Regions from separate parts of the Mus musculus genome. Here region 2 is linked to region 1. Evidence: chromatin loops called from intact Hi-C (ENCODE). Cell type or tissue: gastrocnemius. All regions are shown on one strand. Links, peaks and the distances in the headings refer to the core of each region. The heading gives the core; the rest is flanking DNA.

Region 1 (10,304 bases), core at 1,179-9,178:
AGCGTCTAACCTTTGCCTGTGTGTGCTTACCCCAGACCTTGTAGTGTCTCCGGCTTGGGAGCCATTGTCAGACACCTGTCTTAATCCAGGTGACCAGTGACCAGTACGGTCCTGCTTCTGCTTCCTCCCAACATCCCAGGGAAAGGTTGGTTTCCTCACTGACTCTTCAGTCTGTGGTCACAGAATGTTTCTCATGTGATATACTTGATGGATGTCCAGAAGTCTGTTAAGGTGTGGCCTTTGCCCTTGAGATAACAAGTAATATCTCTTCTTTGTATAGTATCTTTGTATAGAAATCACATCTAAGTTGATTGTTATTTCATTTTTTGATGAACCCCGGTTTTGTAAGATAGTTAAGAGATGAAAAACACCCCTGTCAAAATCTCCCCCGCCCTCTCCCTCTTCCTCTCTCCCTCTTCCTCTCTCCCTCTCCCTCTCTGTTGAACTTAGGGTCCCATCCATGCTAGTCAATTGCCCTACCACTGTGCTATATTCCTCAAATTTTTAAATCTTCTGTATCCTTAAACCTTGTTTCTGACTTTTTAGTTTAACCAGTTACGTTCCTATAAAGATGGCACATTATTAGCAACATAATTGAAATGTTGTTATAATGTTGATAACGGTTATTAGCAGTGACAGGTGTCAGGTGCTTGACCCTCTTTCAAACCACTGCCTGACCCACTAAGGACACTCCACTGGTAACATGGCTTCACTTCAGCTTCTTCTTGAACAAGATTGAATCGGCCATCAGTAGAAAGAGAGGCCCATTGGTCTCGCAAACTTTATATGCCTCAGTACAGGGTAACGCCAGGGCCAAGAAGTGGGAGTAGGGGGAGGTTTGGGGGACTTTTGGGGTAGCATTGGAAATGTAAATGAAGAAAATACCTAAATAAATAAATAAATAATAAATAAATAAATAAATAAATAGAAGAAAAAGATTGACTTACACCTTATAATCAAATGGTTATCACAGTTGCTCACATGTGTTGCCAAAATAGTGGCTGATTGGATCTTCTTAGATCACAAATGAGCTATAGGGAGATAGGTTAGTTAGTTAAGTGCTTACACAAAGATCTGAATTAGAGGGAAGGAGGGAGAGAAGGAGGGAGGGTGGGTGAGTAGGCAGGTAGGTGGGTGGGTGGGTAGGTGGGTAGGTAGGTAGGTAAGTAGGTGGGTAACTAAGCTAAGCTTGGTGGCACACACTTGTAATCCCAGCAGTGGAGAAGCAGAGACAGGAGGATCCCTGGGAAAAGAATCCCTGGGGCTTGTTGGCTAGACAGTTCAACTCAGTTGTCAGGCTTCAGGCCAGTGAGAGACCCTGCCTCAAAAGGCACTGGACAGCATTCCAAAGAAATGATGCCTAAAGTTGTCGTCTAACTTCTACAAACTCAGGCACACACATCTGCACCCATTTTAAAAAGCGTGTGTGTGTGTGTGTGTGTGTGTGTGTGTGTGTGTGTGTGTGTACACGCTCATAAAACTACAGCACATATACCCGTTGCCCACTCACTTAAAACTGGATGTCAGAGCGGAGGGAGATACGCAGCATGAGAACCCGAGTTCAGAATCCTCAGAGCCCACGGAAAGCCGCGCGCTCGCCGCTGTGCGTGTCTGTAATCCCAGTGCTCCCACAGCGATGATGTCCACAGGAGGCGGACATAAATCTCCATGCAGAGGCCTTACCCAGTGCGAACAAGAGAAAGCAGGATGGGCGGCTGGGACCGGCAGCTAGCCGAGGCTAGCTCCCCTCCACCCGTGCCATGGCACGCTTGCCTGCACTCACACCCACAAAGGCTTTGGGTGATTACTGTGTTCGTAGCACTGTTACTTCTCACGGAGAAGACTGTTGGTTCTGTATAGATTTTTTTATAGTGAACATACATTTCTTAACTTGTACATCTTTAAAATTCATAATGAGTATGTATCTAAGGACAGTGCCACCTTACTGGTGAGTCGGTGCTTAGCAAATGCAGCACATACTTTGCAAGTGAACTCTGTGGTTATTTTCATTTGAGATAGTTGGCATTGTTCTTCCTAGAATATCTAGTACTTGGGAAGTTTTCTAATACAGCTGAACTCAGACCTAGCCTAGCTCAGCGCAGTTATTTTTGTGTTGCTTGGTTTTTGTTTTTGGATTTTGGATTTTTTCAATTAAAATTTGAAATTTCTGCTGGGCAGTGGTGGCACACGCCTTTAATCCCAGCACTTGGGAGGCAGAGGCAGGCGGATTTCTGAGTTCGAGGCCAGCCTGGTCTACAGAGTGAGTTCCAGGATAGCCAGGGCTATACAGAAAAACCCTGTCTCGAAAAACCAAAAAAAAAAAAAAAAAAAAAAAAAAAAAAAAAAAAAAAAAAAAAGAAATATCTTAGTGTAATCACGTGATTTTCTTTCCAATCTTATTAGAATTGTATAAATGTATTCTTGGAATAAAACCCATTTATTCAAGGGCGGGTGAGATGGCGCAGTGGATACAGACGGGTTCCTGCTCTTGGGCTTCACCACCTGCATTTGACCCAGACATCTAGGTTCCATACATAGAGAGCCGACTACTGCAGGTGACCTCTGACCTCCATATGTGTGCAAGCACCCACGATAGTTAAAATAATAAGTGAATGAATGAATGTGATGAGTATTTTTATGCTACACACAGAAGTATACAAAACAGTCAGGATTTTCACCCTCATGTTATTTACTTATGCAAATAACTGCAGCAGCCAAACCCTTAGTGATGAAAATACCCGCAGTGTCCATGTGAAGTGACAGGTGAAAATTACCCTTTGCAGCAGTTTGTTGCTTGAGGACTGAGGGCTGCAGGGATTGGTGAGGAGGCACTGCTGTTCAGGTGCAACTCAGTGCTGCGACTAAGGAGCTGCTGACCAGCAAGTAACTTCCTACTTCTTATTAGAAATAGATTCTTCTCTCTTACAGTACATGCCAACCACAGTCGCCCCTCCCTCCACCACTCCCTGTCCCTACCTCTTCCCCTCCCCCTCATATTCACTCCCCTTCCATCTCCCATTAGAAAAGAACAGGCCTCCAAGAGATGACAACCAACCATGACAAAACAAACAGTAAGACAAGGCAGAAGCCTTCATGTCAAGTCTGGACCAGGCAGCCAACTGGAAGAAAGAGTCTCAGGAGCAGGCAGGAGAGTTAGAGACACACCAGCTCCCACAGTGAGGAGTCCTACACAAACACCAAGTTCACAGCTACAGCACGTACACAGAGGACCTGGTGCAGACGCCTGTAGGCCCCGTGCTTGCCACTTAAGTCTCTCTGGACACCACTTTCCTCTGGGACTCCCCAAATGGTGAGGGGAAACACCCAGTGAGGACCTCCCCATTTAGGCTCTCCCCATAATATCTGGCTGTGGGTCTCTACATCTGCTTCTGTTGTCTGCTAGAGGACACCTCTGTGCTGACAACTAGACAGAGCCCTGATCTCTGAGTATAGCAGAATGCCATTAGGAATCATAGGATTGATGGATTGGTTGATTTCTGCCAGTCAATCTGGTTCTACCCCAGCTCTCTGGACTAGCCAGGCTTTGGTTCCTGGCCACCCAGGCAGTGCCGGGCATGAGCTCCCTCGCAGGGAGTAGGCCTCAAATCAGAATTGGTCGGCTGCTCCTGAATGTTCTGTACCACCATTTCCCTGTATCACATCTTGTCGATCAAAGGCTGTGGCTGCGTGGGTGTCCATATTTCCCTTCCCTAGCCTGCAGAGTACCTTCCTGCTCCAAAGAGACGAGAGTGTAGTGAGGAAGGCTCCATGCTGGCACCGGTTTGACCTCCCCATGGCAAAGCACATGCAGATGTTTATTTTTTTCTTGCTTTCTTTGAAGGATTTATTCGTTTCCCCCAATTGTTTGTCTTTTCCTGGATTTCTTTAATGGATTTATTCATTTACTCTTTAAGGACCTCTGTTATCTGAAGGTCTTTTTCCTGTGCTTCTCCTGTGTTGGAATATTCTGGTCCTGCTGTTGTAGCATTGCAGGGCCTTAGTAGAGATGTATTGCCCTGGTTGTTATTGTGTTCTTACACAGGCATCTAGGTGTCTGGGTTTGGGGTGATTATAGGTCTAGGTGCTGATTTCTGGATTTGTCTTTGTTGGGTGGGTGTTTTGTTCTTCAGTTTCTGTTTCCTGTCTGCATTTTCAGAGTGTGTGATGGCTGTGTGCTAGTTCTTTTACTGGTCTGCTAGGCTGTGTGTTCATAGGGAATGCCTGCTGGTGATGGAGGCTGGGAAGCAGTGATGAGTCAGAGGAGGGAGGTCAGGAGGGATAGTCTGTGGGGTCCACAAGAGAAGTGGACAGGAGGGAGGCCACAGCTGGTGGTGTGTTGCTGTGCCAGAGAGGTTGAGGGACTGGGTCTAGGGAAACAGAGTGGAGGTCTGCAGCAACCCAGCTGGTTTTCTGGCAGGTGTGACCTGCAGTTGAGGGATAAGGTGTTGAGTGGGGGGAGGGAGGTTAGGAGGTGATGGTCTGTGGGATCCATAGATCCATCCATGTGGGCAAGGGGGGAGGGGAGGCTGCAGCTGGTGTTCTGGTGCAGCAGTGTTAGCACTGTGCCTAAGGGGTTGGCTCTGGGGGAGCAGGGAGAGCAGCAAGGTCTATGTGCAGGCCAAGTCATGTCAGCCACAGTAGCTGAAGTTTCTTAAAGATGCACAAACCCATGTGCAGTGTGAAGGCGCTGTAGTCTGTGCTCAAACCACAGAGTAGCGCAGTAAGCAGCAGTCAGAAGCAAGAAGGGTCAAGTGTTAACAGACTAGGCATGGCAGGAACGCCTAGGTGTCTGAAATCCCCATCTGTGCCAGGGCAGCCTACTTCTCTAGCCAGCAGGAACCAAAATGCTAACGTGTAGTCAGGTTACCAACTTGTGTTGAGCTGTGACATAACTATAGTTTATTACTTTCACAAAGTCAGCTTCCTGGAAATTATGCTAAGCAAAAACAAAAACTGAATTCAGAAAAACCAATGCTACCCATATTTTCTTTTATATGTGAGGTCTAAATGAGAGAAAAATGTGAATCCTAAATGTGTAAAGGGAGCTATTAGAAGGGGCCCAAGAGCTGAGGGTGCCTGTAATGGAATGCATGTAGTGTGAAAGCAGGAGAAGGCTGGTCTCATGGAGAGGGAACCCTGCCGGAAGGGGGTAAGGGGGAGGAAGAGAATGGATAAGAAGCAGCCATAGGGCTGGAGAGATGGCTCAGCGGGTAAGAGCACTGACTGCTCTTCCAAAGGTCCTGAGTTCAATTCCCAGCAACCACATGGTGGCTCACAACCATCTGTAATGGGATCTGATGCCCTCTTCTGGTGTGCCTGAAGTCAGCTACAGTGTACTTATGTATAATAATAAATAAATCTTAGGGCCAGAGCGAGAAGGACTGAGCAGGCGGAGGAGACCAGAGCAAATAGAGCCAACCGGAGGTCCTAAAAATTCAATTCCCTACAACCACATGAAGGCTCACAACCATCTGTACAGCTACAGTGTACTCACATACATAAAATAAATAAAATCTTTAAAAAAAAAAAAAAGCAGCAGCTATAATGCGGTGAGTAGGGAAACAGCCAAGGAAGCGCATCGTTTTGCCTGCTAACATTTCAGTACAATTCTTCTTACAATAATATACTCTCTTCCAGCTCCTTAAAAATAGTCTACATAGTTTAGCCAAAAGAAAGTGATCTGTGAAACATTTCACGCCTTCCGTATGTGGCAGCCGCATACGGAAGTGGTAGGGTGAGTTACAATCAGTTCAGCTTGAGCTGCCTTGTCCAGCAGCGCCCCCTGCAGCCCTGTGCCACCTGCAGCCCTGTGCCCCCTGCAGCTCTGTGCCCCCTGCAGCTCTGTGCCCCCTGCAGCTCTGTGCCCCCTGCAGCTCTGTGCCCCCTGCAGCCCTGTGCCACCTGCAGCTCTGTGCCACCTGCGTGTGCCTCCCTCCAGCTCAGGCTGCGGGCGGGCCTTTGGCCTCTCTCTAGCTTGCTGCTAAGCTGCTTCTTTGCCGTTCATGTTTTTCTTCCTGTCTTCCTAGAAGCCTTCCTCTGTGAGTTGGTCCTCTCTGTGCTTGGGTTTAATTTTTTTTTAAGCTTTTGCATCTTGGAATCTTGAAATACTGATGATATTGCATGCGCTTCTCAATATGTCTGTGCCAGGCCAGGCCTGGACGGCCTTTGACAGCCGTTCTTTTCAGTCTCCTTTGCTGACACTCATTCCGGTCCCACATTGAATTCCATAGTCACCCTCTGAACACCACTGTCTCACTCCTGGCTTCTGCCTCAGGATGAACCTGGCATGCTTCGCCTGTGGACCGCACATCTGCACCTGAGTTTCTCAGGGCTGCCTCCCTCTTCTGTCTGACGTGGAATGCATTTTCTCCAGGGCCCATGTTCCTCAGCCTTTCTGTGTCCTTTGCTCACACCCTCTGTGAAGGGACGTCATCTACAGTTACCCCGCCTACCTTCTGTACATGTAAAACCAATTACACCTTACAGATTTTACTTCCTAGATACCATTTTTAATTTTTTTCTTCCATTTTGTTCCCACACCACTTCATGTTATATGCCTTTAAAATCATTTTCTTAAAATACTAATATAGTCAGACCTCCTGTTTCTAATCAGATTATTTTGGTCTGTCTGCCAGGTGGCTACTAGGGTTTGTTATAAAATGTGGACAGAATGTTGCCATTGCCCCTGTGTGAGCTCGCAGGGCTTCCTCATGCTTGCCTGGGGAAGCCCACATTCTACTCCCGCCCCTTGCCTCGTAGAGTTGTACTGTGTCAGTGTACCCCGTCTGCTTCTAACTTGATGCTTTAGCGCTACCTGGGCTGCCCTTCCCCATGGCCTCAGAACACTAAGTTTTGTCTTCGAAGAGCACCGTGGACTCATCTGTGAAGAACACTCTGGCTGTTGCGGCAAAGTTGATTTTCTTCGTCCTGCCGTTTTGACTCATCTGTGTTGTTTCAAGCTTCCCCATTGGCTGTGCTGTAACGATGTAGAGCTTGCATCCCCAACATCCAGCTTCTTCACACTGGAGATCTTGTATCTTACAGGCAGTTATGCTCCCACAAATGTTACTTAAAAGAGCAAACTGCTCCCTGGGAGTTCAGTCACGTGGGCAGTTAGCATGTGTCTCCCCACAGTGGGAATAAGTTCTTAAAGCAGGGTTGTGCTTGCTACAGTGGCAACCGGGAGGGACACTTTTAAGTGGAAGTAGTTACAGAAACAAACAATTCAGGATCTGAGAAGTGGATACGATAGAACATAACTTTAGAAAGAATGGGCTGCAAGACAGGAGCCGTTCAACCTACTGGTGTTCCAGCCTTTAGGGGGAGCAGGGGAGGCGTCCTCCAGGAAGGTAACATAGTTAGCTTCGTACTGAACAAAAGATGTCTTGTGCACCTGGAGAGAAGCAGAAATGGGAAGATACAGGTCTAAAAAACAGTACTAGTTAGAGGAGCTGCTGGATCTAGAGGACGTAGAGTTTAACTGGATGGAAAGGTTCCTACTGAGGAGGGAGGAGAATGGTCTCTGGGTGTGCCTTCCTCTCAGTAAAGGAATGGAAGCCCTGCTTTGTGGTAAAACAATAGAACTAATGTCTGTGTAGGCTTTCAACACTGCCTGCCAGTGTGTGTCTCACCAGCACCCACTGTGTGGCTACATTCTCTCTCTAGTATCTAGTATCCTTATAATGTCAGCTTTCAGGGAGTCATCTGATTTCAGCAGCATCTTCAGGTAATAACTGACAGTTACCATGACAGAACAGGCATCCTTGTGTGAGCCCATGAGTGCACATACGTAGCACCATCAGAAGATCTTTCCTTTTTTGGTTAGCCAGGTTCAGTCAGTTTCCTTTCTTCCCTACACAGTGTCCAGCAGGGTTTCAGTGGGCTATTTAGCAGCACACTGGAAGGGAAGCGAACGCTTCTCCCGCACTCCTCTCTGCTAGGAGTTTATATTCCACTTAACTCCCGTCTCTGCTTCCCAATATCTTGTTGTTTAAAATTTTAACAAAATTTTATTTGACTTTATTTTTGGAGCATTAATATGCCTTAAATCATCTCTGTAACCCATTTATCTCAGAATTGACATATGTTCCAGTAAAAGAGCAGTAAATATTCTTTCATTAAAATCTCAGGGGTCATTATTAGCTAGGCATTAGTGTTCTGAGGGCTTAGATTTGTGGTCCTTGATCATGAGTGGATTTGTATCTGACCATTGCAATCATGTCTTAAGGATACATATATACTCTAGACATTTGTTCCCTTAATTCATTATGCATTTCCTAACTTACTTGAATCTCTGCATCTTAAGGCACTGGCAGCAAGAGACAGCGTATCAGATTTATTAAGGTTCAGATTACTACCCCTCATTAAATGCTTGCATAGTGTTTGCTGGTAGCACTGAGGAGTGCAGTTACTGATAGGTTTTAAGGTTAGAATGACGAGTGTAAGCTGAGTGTGGAGGACCTGCCTGTGACCTCAGCATTCCGGAGACCTAGGAAGGAGGAAGTGAGGCCCAGGCCAGCTTGGGATACAGAGTATAACTCTCGTTTAATATCTTTGTCTTATTAGCCCATGTCTCATTTTATACAAATGGAACCAGTTTTAATATTCCTTGAGAGGAGGGATAGTTTCATGTGTCCGTGGAGTGGCTATTTTCTCTATCAAAGGGGTGCTCTCCAGTTAAACACTCAAAACTTAACAGCTTTATTCATGTTTCCCAGGCTCTTTATAGTTACATACTCTGACTAGACTATCTCCTATCTCTTTCTCTATTTTAGCCCTTTATAATAAAAAGTTAATTTTAGTTTTTTAAAATTTATACATGAATATTATTTCCAACCCGCACCATGCCAACTCCTCCATGCCCTATTTTCTCAAATTCCTGCCTTCTTCTAATATAATTATGCAGACATACACACCCTGCTGAGCTGATTTAGTTTGCTGTTATGTGCCTGTGTTTAGGGCTGCTCCCTTGGGATTGGCCAACCTCAGAGAGCTCCTCACTGGAGAAGACGGATTCCTCCTTTCTCAGCAGCTACCGAGTGCCAGGCACTCTTCACCTAAGGGTGGGGCCTTAGGAAATTTCTCCATCCGTGTTGGCATATTGACTGATGGTGTCATCATGCAGGCTTTATTTAGGAAGCTACACTGGAGATGTAATGGGTGCAGCATCCCCTTTGTGCCTGCAAAACTGTCTAGTAGCAAATACCCTGTAATTCTCGCTCTCACAGTCTTTCTACCCCGCCTTCCCAGTGCCTTGAGTCTTAGGTGTAAGTGTTCCTTGTAGATGTACGGGATGGGATGTGGACTCCACTGCCATTTATTCCCTGTGTGTTGACCAGTCACGGGCCTCTGTAGTAGCCTCCATCTGCTTCTTTGACGAGGGATGAGGCTCTATTTATCTGTGGGCATCAGGGTAAGTATTTAGAATGCAGTTAGAGATTAGGTTCCATTGGGGAAATGACAGTGGTGGTATCTTCTGTGGGGTCCATGACCTCTCCAGCCAGCGATAGTTGCCTAGCTTGTAGTACCAGGCTTAGACAGCTCTCGGTTAGCCTCAGGATAGCAGGGTTACTGTTGCACCACTGGGACTCTCTTGACAGGCAGTCATAGGCTCCATGCTGGCTTGGACTGCTGCTTGCTTTTGTCCCTTGGCAGCTTTTATACACCTTCAGATCCTGGGAAAGTCCTAAGAGAGGAGCTTCCCAGGGTACTTCCCGCTTGATGCCTCCAAGTCCTGTGTCTGAAGTGTGTGGTGTCCTCAGTAGTGGGGTCTTCCTTCAAGTTCTGGGGAGCAACCAAGGGCAATGGCAGTGGCCTATATTGGACCCTTCCTGATCAACAACTTAAATAGGGGTTTCCCATGCCTGTCACTGGGGTTTCTGTTAGTCTTTTAGTCACTTGGTAGGGAGCATTATCACCATATGTGACATAACTCCATGCAAACAACACACGTGTGCATACACACACACACACACACACACACACACACACACACACACTATGTACTTGTAAGTAAGCTTATGGTTGTTTTCAAACATTCTTAGAGTTGCTTTTCTCTCTCTCCTCCTTCAGTATGATCCTCTGTCCCAGCGGAAGTCCACACATATTTTCCCCTTCCTCCTTCTTAGCACCTGTGTGTGCTTCTCTGAATTTTTCTAGCATTTTTTTTAGGTGAATGGTATAAGTTGTGGTGCTTTCAAATGTAGGTTTTATCTTGGCTTTATACATGGATAAATGTATAGTGTTGTTTTCTACAGTTGACCTTAGCATGTCATTTTATGAACATACTACTCAAAGCCTTCAGT
Region 2 (10,304 bases), core at 848-8,847, 75 kb before region 1:
TTTAGTCTTGAAGGATGGATACTGGAGCCAGAATCTGGTTTGTGTTCTTGGACGGGCACATAATTTACCAAGAGCATTCACCTTGCCACCTGTCTGTCTGTCACCTCGCTGTACGGTTACCAGCCCTCAGACATGTAATCCACATCCCGACTTCCTGGTGATGTCATTCCTACTTCCTGGAGTCCCTGGAAGTTTTTGAAAATGCTAAGCTCCCTGCTAAGTTCCATTCGTACCTGCCATATTACCTGCATTGTCCTGGACTGTAAGCACTGTTGTTGAGGGACAGAAGAGGCCTGTTATATATTGCCTTTCGTTGATTGATGTCTGTAGGGACCAGTTCTTCTCTGTACAAGGATTTGTCCTAAGTTTGCACAATGGCTAGCATCAGCAAAAGGCAGGAGAGGGTTTTCTTAAGTTCTGTGAGAAATGTGGATTTATGGCACTAAACACTGTCCTCCACTGTGTTACTTTGCGAAGCTGGATGGAGCAGACTTTCACTTAGCAAGCACCAAGTGTGAAAACAACTGTCTGGTTTCTTCATAAGACTAGAATACTTTCTGACACTTTGCTAGAAAAAAAAAATTCAAAGCTGTGCCTTTGAGTCTATACTATACTGTGTATGTGTGGAAATAAAAAAAATGTATTGTACTTTGGGAAAATTTTTTCTTAGGTATTTTTTGTCAGATTTGTAGCTATTTGTGAGGTTTGTTAGAGATTAACATAGGTTTTCTTTCTGTATTATAAGATGCACCAAGCAATTATGGTGGACCTATTACCCTATGGGTAAGAAATAAATGGAAATATGACATCGGATGTTTTAGCAAATGTTCTGTAAATAAAATGTTTGATCACACCACCCAGTGTGATAATCATGTCTACAGCTAAAATGGAAATAGTTTTATCTGTACAGTTGTGCAAGATATGGATGGTTTCACACTCAAATAAAAAGTATTGAAATGACCAGCCTCCGTTTTTCATTTGCACTTGATATGCTGGGTGTGTGTCTCCAATATGAATTGGTGCCATTCTTAAATCCTTGGGGTATGAGTAGGCAGAACAAAACTGAAAGGTTTTGCTGGGTGTGATTGCACTTATCCAGGATCTCAGCATGCAGAAGGCTGAGGGCAGAGAATAGTGAGTTCAAGGCCAGCCTGCGTCCTGTCTCAAAAGAACAAAAGCAAGCGAGCAGGCAGGCAGGCAACAAAAGCCTTGTGTGGCTGTATGTATGGTTTTGTTACTCAGTCCCCTACTGACTTGTCCTGACTAATAATGGTCGAGTGAGCACCGACGAAGGTTTGTAGAGGACCTGTTCTACAAACTGGGATTTGCCCTATGTCTGCCCGTCAGCTTCTCAGCTTCTCGCATTAAAGAGTGAAAAGCCTCAGCTCTTGCAGGCACTGTTCTTCCTTAGTACCAGCATCAGCAAGAGTTCCCCTGGCACTTAGTTCATTACGCGTTAATGATCATGGCGTGTGAAGATATTTCAAGTGCATTGCTTTAAACGAGAATGAGCAGAGCAGGAACATTACTGAGTTCATAGCAAGAATTACGTTCTCCTCCAGCCCGGCATTTCCATTCTGTAGCTGAAGGGATACAGAAAAGCAGGGTAGCAGGAAAGAAGTGGTTTCGCTTTGCCCAGATTGTTAAGGATCTAGGAGCTAAGAGAGATTCAGAGGCATAGATTTGCAGAAGCCCATGCAGCAGTGACTGTGTTAACCCGAAGGTATGAGAATGTGACAGCTTAATTTGCATTCTGAAAGATTTCTTTTTAAAGCCAAGCCCTTGCATGCTATTACATAACATGTTTATACCTGCAAGCTGATTTTAAGATGGAAATTATTTATGTTATACATAGCCTCCCCTTAAATATATTCAGCTGTGTTATTCTAAAAAAAAAAAAAGCGCATGGATATTGGATCTCATTCTCCCATGGTAAATTGGTTTGACCTTTTGTCCACAATCCATTAGCTTTATATGATGAAAGCAAGAGAGAGGATGAGGGAAAATTTGACTTTAGCCACTGTTGAGAATAACCCTCAGGATGACCAGCCTTACTGGCCACTCAGACTTCATAGTAAGTGCTGTATCAACAGAGGTGTGGTAAGTCTGACCTTTGTCTTAATGAGTACAAACACAAAAAAACAAAACCCACAAAGCAACGACAACAAAGCCAAGTCATTATCAAATTCTCCAGCCAGGTAACAAGATAAACAACACCCGTGTACAAATAACAGCCAAAGCTCATTAGCTGCACAGCACTTTGGGTGGAAACTTGTCACCATGAACAAGAGCCTGAGGCCAAGAGATGGAGAAGGGGCTCCATGACCCTCCCTAGTGAGCAAATGTGCACCGGTGCCCTCACAGCACAACCAGGAGTGAGTGAGTGATACCAGCAAAGAAGCAGCTTGAGAAGATGGCAGGAGGCATAGAGCATCCTTTCCAGTGCTCAGGGCACCAGTGTGCTCCCAACTGTCCTAAAACCTTCACCTTAGGAGATGGGAAGCTCTGACTAGGAAAGGAGACAGCTGTTGTGGGGCAGGACCCAATGGGCCTTCTCTTTCTAGTGGTTCCTTTCTGGTCACCAGAGTGCAGATGGGCATGGCTGGTAACTGGGAGTGGGGCCAATCACTTGTCAGAGAAAACCAGAAGAGTTTTGGCAATGGGACTTTCTCTTGAAAGGGCCTCTGACAGCTTGAGACTGGTTGAAGTCATGATCGTCAGCCAGGATGGCTCACACACGTTGCAGCTCTGTGGCATCCCTAGCATTTGCCCTGTGTCCTTTACCAGGCCTGTAGTCCTCCCAGATCTAGATAGGAAGGAAATGCGTGGCCCCTCAGAGACCGCAACCATGCAAATCCAGAGTGACTGCCATTGAGGAACCCCAACCATGGGGTTAAAGGCCCAAATCATTAAGGGTAGCCATTGCTTCACCATCATATGACCTTGGATGAATTACCTCCTATTCTGGGCCTGAAGCAGGCATGTTAAATGGCACTGAGATTTCAGATCATGGTGTTTATGCTGAAAAAGCAAGGCCTTTGGGAGTGAACAGTCAAGCTAGATTGGCAGCTGGGCAGTGATTCAAGAAGGCAGTCGCAGGGACAGGATACTGGCTTCTCCAGCCGGTGCCAACACACATACTGAGTGAGGTCCATGCCTGCAGGCTCGACTGGCACACCTGCCCATCATCACCAAAGACCCCACAACTGCCTCCTGTCCAACTCTACCCATTCTCCCTCTCCCATCAGGAATCTTAGCTCTCTGTTCAGAACTGTCTTTAGACCTATCTAAAATGGCTGCCGTGAAGCTGGAGATGGATGGGGAGCCTCAGGTCTCTGTTCCTCTCATCGGCTGATGGCAAGATTTTTAAACTATTGGACCCTGGGAAAGGGCATGAGATAACATTCTTATTATAGGCAAAAGGGCAAAGGAAGGTGTTGCCATGGGTCTCCTAGGAGGAAAGCTCTGTAAAATTGAATGAGATTTATTGAGATCTGAACAAATGGCTCAAATATGTAATTCACTAGAAGCTTAAAACCATAAAGGAGGTACGTTCTGATTTGGTCTTAACGTGAAGCAGTGGTGAATGAGGCCAAATCTTGGTCCCACCAAAGACAGGCCGTAGCAGGGACATTCCTATTCTAGAAAGGATGTGACTTCATGTATCAGTGGATGCACTGTGACGGAGGTCCCCCACCTCGCAGCTCTAAGATTCAAGGACCTACTTCACATGAGCCACCACCCCTCTCTCTACAGGGTTCCAGTGTATCTAGACCGGCGAGCCATTAACTATGTAAAATGGGCACTTCGCTACAGCCTACACTGTGCTGGTTTTCTTAGCAGACAAACCTTCCCGTCTCTGCTGCTGCTTGGCTCTCCTCCGCGTAGTGTGCGCAAGCTCCCTGTCACTTTGCATTACTCTTCGAACCTTCTCGGCTTTGGTTCCTTGGCAGTCTCCCAGGCTCAGCCAGCCTGGACACTGTCCTTGGGGATTCCTCTTGTTCCTCAGAGGTCACTAACCTCCTTCCCCAGCTCTTTCTCACTCTCTTCTGGCACCCCAGAACCCCCTCCCAACTCTACCACCCCCACATTTTGCTGCTGCTGGTGTAGGTGGGGCAGAAGCCGTGGGCTGGAGTTAAGAGCTGTTGCTAGGAAGGGAGAGTGGGTGATGAGAGGGGGTGGGCGGGAGAAATAGGACTCCCCAGTCTTCCGGCCCCCTTTCTCATTAGAAACGCTTCAAGAGCTAACACCGGTTCTTTGAGATCTATTATGGGGGGGAAAAAGTCAGGTCTGACCAGGACAGCAGGGGTGAGAAGAGAAAAATCGGCCCCAGAAACAGCTGCACGCCCGATGGATGGTATTTATAACGGTCTAATGGAAAAGCCTGAGAAAAGCTTGAGATATGTTCATTCTCAAAAAACTGGCAAACTGTGCCCCTCTGAAGGTTGGTATCCAAGACGTCTGGCACGAGTCCTAACCTCGGAGGGAACAACCATGAAAGCAGGCTCCTGCCTCACCTTCCTCCGTTCACTGAGTGGTCTCTGACAGCTCTGAAACACATCTATACTATTGCTTGGGGGTCTTCGAGGTACTGGTGTATCAGATGTATCAGACGTTATCACTTTCCTGCCCTGCCCGACAGTGCTTCCCACACTTTATTTCACCCCCTTGTTCAAGGGCACACAGCTTAAAGGGCAGCACTGTGATCCGGATGCTACCCCCAGGTCCATCCAGGCTCCTTCCTGTCTCCCTTTGTTCCCATCCCACCCTACCCTGTTGCTCTCCTCAGAGCAGCTTTGGAGCTTTTAAATCAAGCTTGGCCGAAGGTAATACAACCAAATGGGCTCCAACAGACGTTCAGGAGTTCTGGGAAATGGTGCTCATTAAAGGAAGGCAGTTCCTAAACGGGACTCCAGCTCTTCCCCGCTCCCCCCACCCCACCCCACCACCACCAGGTGACACTGTACAAGAATGGCAGCTTTTCTGCTATCATTTTACAAGGAAGGCATGGCCGATGCAGGTGCAAGGGCCAGGATTTGGTTATTCTACAAAGAAATAGGAAGAAAGGAAATCAATAATGTTTTTCGTGTTTTGTTTTTTAAATCAGGTCTCAGGGGGATTTTTATTACGTTTAAAAAAAAAAAAGCGCCACAGGGAAGGATCAATGAGCCAAGCATTGACTAGAATGAAGTCATTGGGGTGTGGGGGGAAGTAGGAGAGGGCTTGGCCACCTCTTGCTGTTAAGGTCACTACCCTTTGACAGAGGTGGCCTCTGACCTCCACAACCCTACAATTCTATTTTGACTGATCCTGAAACCCATGAAATTCAGATGTAGGCCCTGCCCAGAAGTTGAGCTAAAGCTGACTAATATGGGAAAAGCCCCCAGTGTGTGCCCCCAGCTGAAAGGAGCTGGCAGTTCTTTGGCCAGGGATGCAATTTATTCTGTCCTGCTCCTTTCAGGGAAATGCTAATCCTTCATAGGCAATGGGAGGGGAAGACTTAACTGTGTTGATGATGAATGACAATAATCCTTTGTCCACTGCTGCCTCCTCCTAGGGTTGAACCTTAAGAGTTTAATCAAATGTTGGTAAGTAAATTAATGCTTTACTGCAGAGGGAGGTGCTGGGAAGAAGGGCTTGTGAGAATGTATTTCCTCTGACATGTGAATTTCAATACACTTAATTGCAAAGGCATTGGTTTGAAGAGGTGTTGAAAGAGTGCTTTAGACTCCTTATTTACACACACACACACACACACACACACACACACACACACACACGCACAGAGGCTGAGTCACTATCTCAAACCTGTATGGTAGAATGTAGTATAAAAGAAGCTAGTTACTTTAAAGCTACACAAATCAAGCAGTATATTGGGATTTTCTTTCTTTAAAAGACAAAATAAAACAACAGGGCTGTCCAGACCCAGCAGTGGGTACTGTTCTCAACACCAGCAGCAGGCAGCTCACAACTGCCTGTGACACCAGCTCCAATGGATATGACATCTCATCCTTGGGTGTCTGTATGCACACATGTACACATGCCCACCCACCTATACATACATACACACATAATTAAAAATAACAGAAGTGGCAGAAAAACAAAACCAAACAAAACAAAATATCCCATGAAACACAATCTTAATCCTGAAGATTCAGAGTGTCTTGTTAAGCCCCGCCACCTCAGTCCGGCTGATACTGAGCATGGTCACTCCAGGCCAAGTCCTATATGCTGACCACGCTGACAGCCATCTCTTTTAACCCTTAAGAGGTTCCACAAAACAGGCCTAATTATTTTCATTGCAGCTGAGCAGGTCAGCATCCCAGGAGTGTAAGCGATGGCCTTAATGCCCAATGACAGAGTGAACATTCATGAAAAGCTTTTTGGCTTCTGCGTTTTCTGTTGGTTGGGAGAAGGGTGTCCAGGCATTTGACAAGCCATCGGCTTTCTGAGAGTCACACAGTGGGGACGGGAGGGAAGAATCGGTTTTCCACCCCTAGTCTTCTTGTTGAAAGACAGTTCTGCACTGTCACCCAAAGGGCTGGATTTTCCCAAGAGAAATGTGTATGGGATTCCAAGTCAACAAGCTGCAAACGGCCTGGTGGTGTTGGTGGTGCACGCCTTTAATCCCAGCACATGGGAGGCAGAGGCAGGGGGAATTCTGAGTTCAAGGCCAGCCTGGTCTGCAAAGTGAGTTCCAGGACAGCCAGAGAAACTCTGTCTCGAAAAAAACAAAAAACAAAAAACACAAAAACAAAACAAACAAACAAACAAAAAACAAAAAACCAAACGAAAACAAACCAAAACAAGTTGCAAACAGAGCTGACCAACATTCCAGAACTTGGGAAAATAGAAACTCTTGAAGGGCAGGGCCCATTTCCTATGCTAAATGTAAAAACCTACTGTACACAGTCAGTGCAGATCTATTTATTATAAGTGTATTTGCCAATGCTCAAGTACAGGCTCAAGTGAACAGATTGCCAAGGCTGCCTACATTTTTATTGTTCACACCATCACATGTGGAGGGCAGAGACAACCTGCACGGTCGGGTTGCTTCTCTCCTTCCACGTTGTGGAAGCTTGGGATGGGGTGTTGGGCTTGGCAGCAGTGTCTTTGCTGCCCATCACAACAACCCACATCCTGCGTGCTTCTCCAGCATTTGCATCTCACCAAAGGTGTATAGAGCAAACCTCCTCCAAGAAAGCTCTTCTGATTACCCCTTTGCCCAACTACTTCTTTTGATTTGTACAGTAATTATATTTAATTTACTCCTTATCATGAAAAAGAACTCATTTTCTGTTTGGTTGCTTCTTATATCCGTTAAGGATTGCATCAATTGTTGCCACTTGTCTTTATTTTGTTATGGTGTCTAACACAAAGTGATGTTTCAAAAAAAAAATGGAAAATATTTGTCAAAAGAACAAACTATACTAATTAACTTGTTATGAAAGGGTGACTTCATCCTTAAGAAATGAAATGAATTCTCATTTTACCAGATTATTCATATTTCTCAAAAACAAACAAACAAACAAAAAACCAAAACACCAAACCCTTTACATGGACAGGGTTTTGGGAGACCACCCCAAAACTAGTTCACTAGGTAATCTTCCAAAAATATGCATTTGCTGTTGTTTTTAATGCTAACTGCTGTTTAAATCAACTGGGAAACTGTTGAAATGCTCAGTACCCAGGCCTCAGCATAGACAGACTGAGTTAATCTCAGGTGTTTCCACACAAAGAGATGCACAGAACCTACAGGTAATTTCCAAACCCCCCTCATGCATATGCATATGAGTATGCAAATGTGGTTTCATTGTTTTAGAATCACAGGACTAAGATTTAAAATAAGATCCAGGTCAGTCCTGGTTGCCCAAATTGAAGACCCTGGGTGAAGAGAGGGCTAAGTGGCTGCTCCACACAGGGAGGTGGTGGTTGCCAAGTGACCGGTCCTATCTTGAATGAATGGAATTTTCTGAACTCCCTTTCTGGAACTACAGAACTGTTTGGTTTCTAAATGTCTGCCTCTAAGGAAAATGGACAAAAAGTATGACAGAGAGGAAGCGTTGGATTCTAAGACTGACAGTGTCAGGGGCTCCTTAAAGGCTTTCAGTTTGCCACTTCTCAAATACCCCACTGCCATGACAGGAGAAAATTCTACAGCAGGTGATATCATAGTCCAAAACAAACACACATACAAAACCAACAAAAACCCTAGTATCTATTTGTAGGCCTTTTGATTGGCCCTTACTCAAAAGGCCATAGACATCTTGATATCAGAATATGGAGCACACTTGTTCCTGAGTTATACCATTTATTAGCAGATTTGTTCACCTATGACCAAAGAGAATCATAATCAACACCCCAAACACTGTCTCTCTCATATATACATATATATAGTGCATATATAATATATACACACACATATATAGTGCCTATTCTATTGACCTTACAGATATGTGGAAATATTTTGAGGCTAGCAAAACACTATACATTCATATGCACAGAAGTATTGTATGAGTATCTCTCAAAAGTGATGGCTTTTATGTATTGGTTGCATTGATTTCTGAAGTTGTTTTTCGAGACAGGGTTTCTCTGTATAGCCCTGGCTGTCCTGGAACTCATTTTGTAGACTAGGCTGGCCTTGAACTCAGAAATCCTCCTGCCTCTGCCTCCCGAGTACTGGGATTAAAGGTGTGCCCCACCACACCCGGCTGATTTCTGAAGTTCTAAATGCTAATTCCTTAGTTCCATGCCACCTACACAGTAAGAGAAACTGGATTTATTGCTAACAAGAGTTTCCAGCCACCGAAAGTATCACATAATCAATATTTAGGGAAGTAAATTGATCTACTGGCTTAGTCTAGGCTCTAGTCCCAGACTCTAACTTTAACTATTGACTTTGGATAAGTCACTTAAGTTTTCTGCGACTAGAGTCTCATCAGTGGTTAAAGAGTGACTGGAGTTAGAGTCAAAGATACTTGGATTCATAAAAATCAGAATATAAGCACAAGATTATTTTAAAAAAAAGCAATTTCCTAAGCTATTAATTCATTCAACTCCACATTTTGTTTTCTTTTTTAGAAATACAGAATTGGAGACTAAAAATATAGCCTATTTCTGCTAAACAGACATTTCAAAGATGTGTAAGAGCCCTCATTTTTTAAAGAAAAATATCTTTACTGGAATACTTTCTACTTATTCTCTTCAGGAGGCCTTGGCTACTGTACTGGATGGTTTTATGTCAACTTGACACAAGCAAGGGCCATCAGAGAGGAAGGAGCCTCAGTTGAGAAAGATGTCTCAGTAAGACCCAGTGGTAAGGCATTTTCTCAATTAGTGATCAATGGGGAGGTCCTGTCCAATTGTGGATGGTGCCATCCCTGGGCTGGTAGTCCTGGGTTTTATAAGCAGGCTGAGCATAAAGCAAGCCACAAGCAGCACCCCTTCATGACCTCTGCATCAGCTCCTGACTCCAGGTTCTTGTCCTGGCTTCCTTTGGTGATGAGCAGCAATGTGGAAGTATAAGCTGAATAAACCCTTTCCTCCCCAACTTGCTTTTGGGTCTTGGTGTTTCCTTGCAGCAACAGAAACTCTAAGATGACACCCAAATAAAGAATTACCCAAGTAGGACTTCATGAAATACTGGACAGATTCGCTAGAGTTCCAGTTTTTTACTTAACTCATCTGGACCTGTTCTCTATAAAATGGAAACAGTGCCTTTGCCAATGGTACATTAGGTGTTGTTTCAGTGACTTATTTAAACTGTTAAACCTATTAAAAGTGGGAAGTAAATGTTTTGTAAACCTAAAGAATTGCTAGATATTTTAATATTCGGGTTGTAGTTTACAGGACCTTTCTTAGAAGTATTCTCTTTTGAGAGTCATATTAAAATCTTTCTGACCTAATTTATTACAGATAAATTATTCATCTTTTTACATACTTCGGATCTGGAATGTCTGGGCCCATTTGTTTAAGGCTTGGTCCCCAATCCATGATACTGTTGGGAAGTGGTGAGACCTTTACTTAAGCAGAGAGAGTTAGGTCCACAGCAGCGTGCTATTGCTATTGGAGGGAATATCGGGCCCTCGCTCTTTCCTGGATCTTTGCCTTCCAGCTGCCATGGAGTGAGCAGGTTTTTCTACTATGCCCTGTCAGGGAGCCATGAGGTACACTCTGGTCACAGGGAATAACACCAAGGAGCCATGGACAGAACCAAACGAATCTCTCTCTTTACTGATTGGCTTCAGCATCTGTTTCAATAACAACAAACAAAACCACAATCGTCTCCTGCTCTTCAATGACTG

The links. Peaks named below come from ENCODE experiments on the same cell type or tissue, not always from the same donor. Only the 100,000 strongest peaks of a DNase experiment are listed, where the experiment ranks them.
Region 2: it touches region 1 in a loop (2.1-fold over the local background); 2 of 42 quality-filtered maps call a loop at or near these places.

What each region holds. Positions count from the first base shown.
Region 1 is chr10:84,980,414-84,990,717 of GRCm38, forward strand. The region is part of intron 7 of Ric8b (RIC8 guanine nucleotide exchange factor B); the gene reads left to right. It overlaps Gm34633 (a long non-coding RNA gene), which reads right to left. Exons shown (of 3, transcript XR_003948930.1): 2 at 7,303-7,393. Among named protein-coding and RNA genes, the nearest start is that of Gm34633, 18 kb to the right of the region's middle. In gastrocnemius, for the core only: CTCF peaks have their summits at 5,770 (motif pointing left) and 7,316; a DNase peak (open chromatin) is centred at 5,815; H3K27ac peaks cover 840 bases.
Region 2 is chr10:84,905,576-84,915,879 of GRCm38, forward strand. Rfx4 (regulatory factor X, 4 (influences HLA class II expression)) reads left to right here. Exons shown (of 18, transcript NM_001024918.1): 18 at 1-961. Among named protein-coding and RNA genes, the nearest start is that of Ric8b, 6.9 kb to the right of the region's middle. In gastrocnemius, for the core only: no CTCF peak of the experiment used is centred there; DNase peaks (open chromatin) are centred at 2,633, 3,112, 3,926 and 4,436.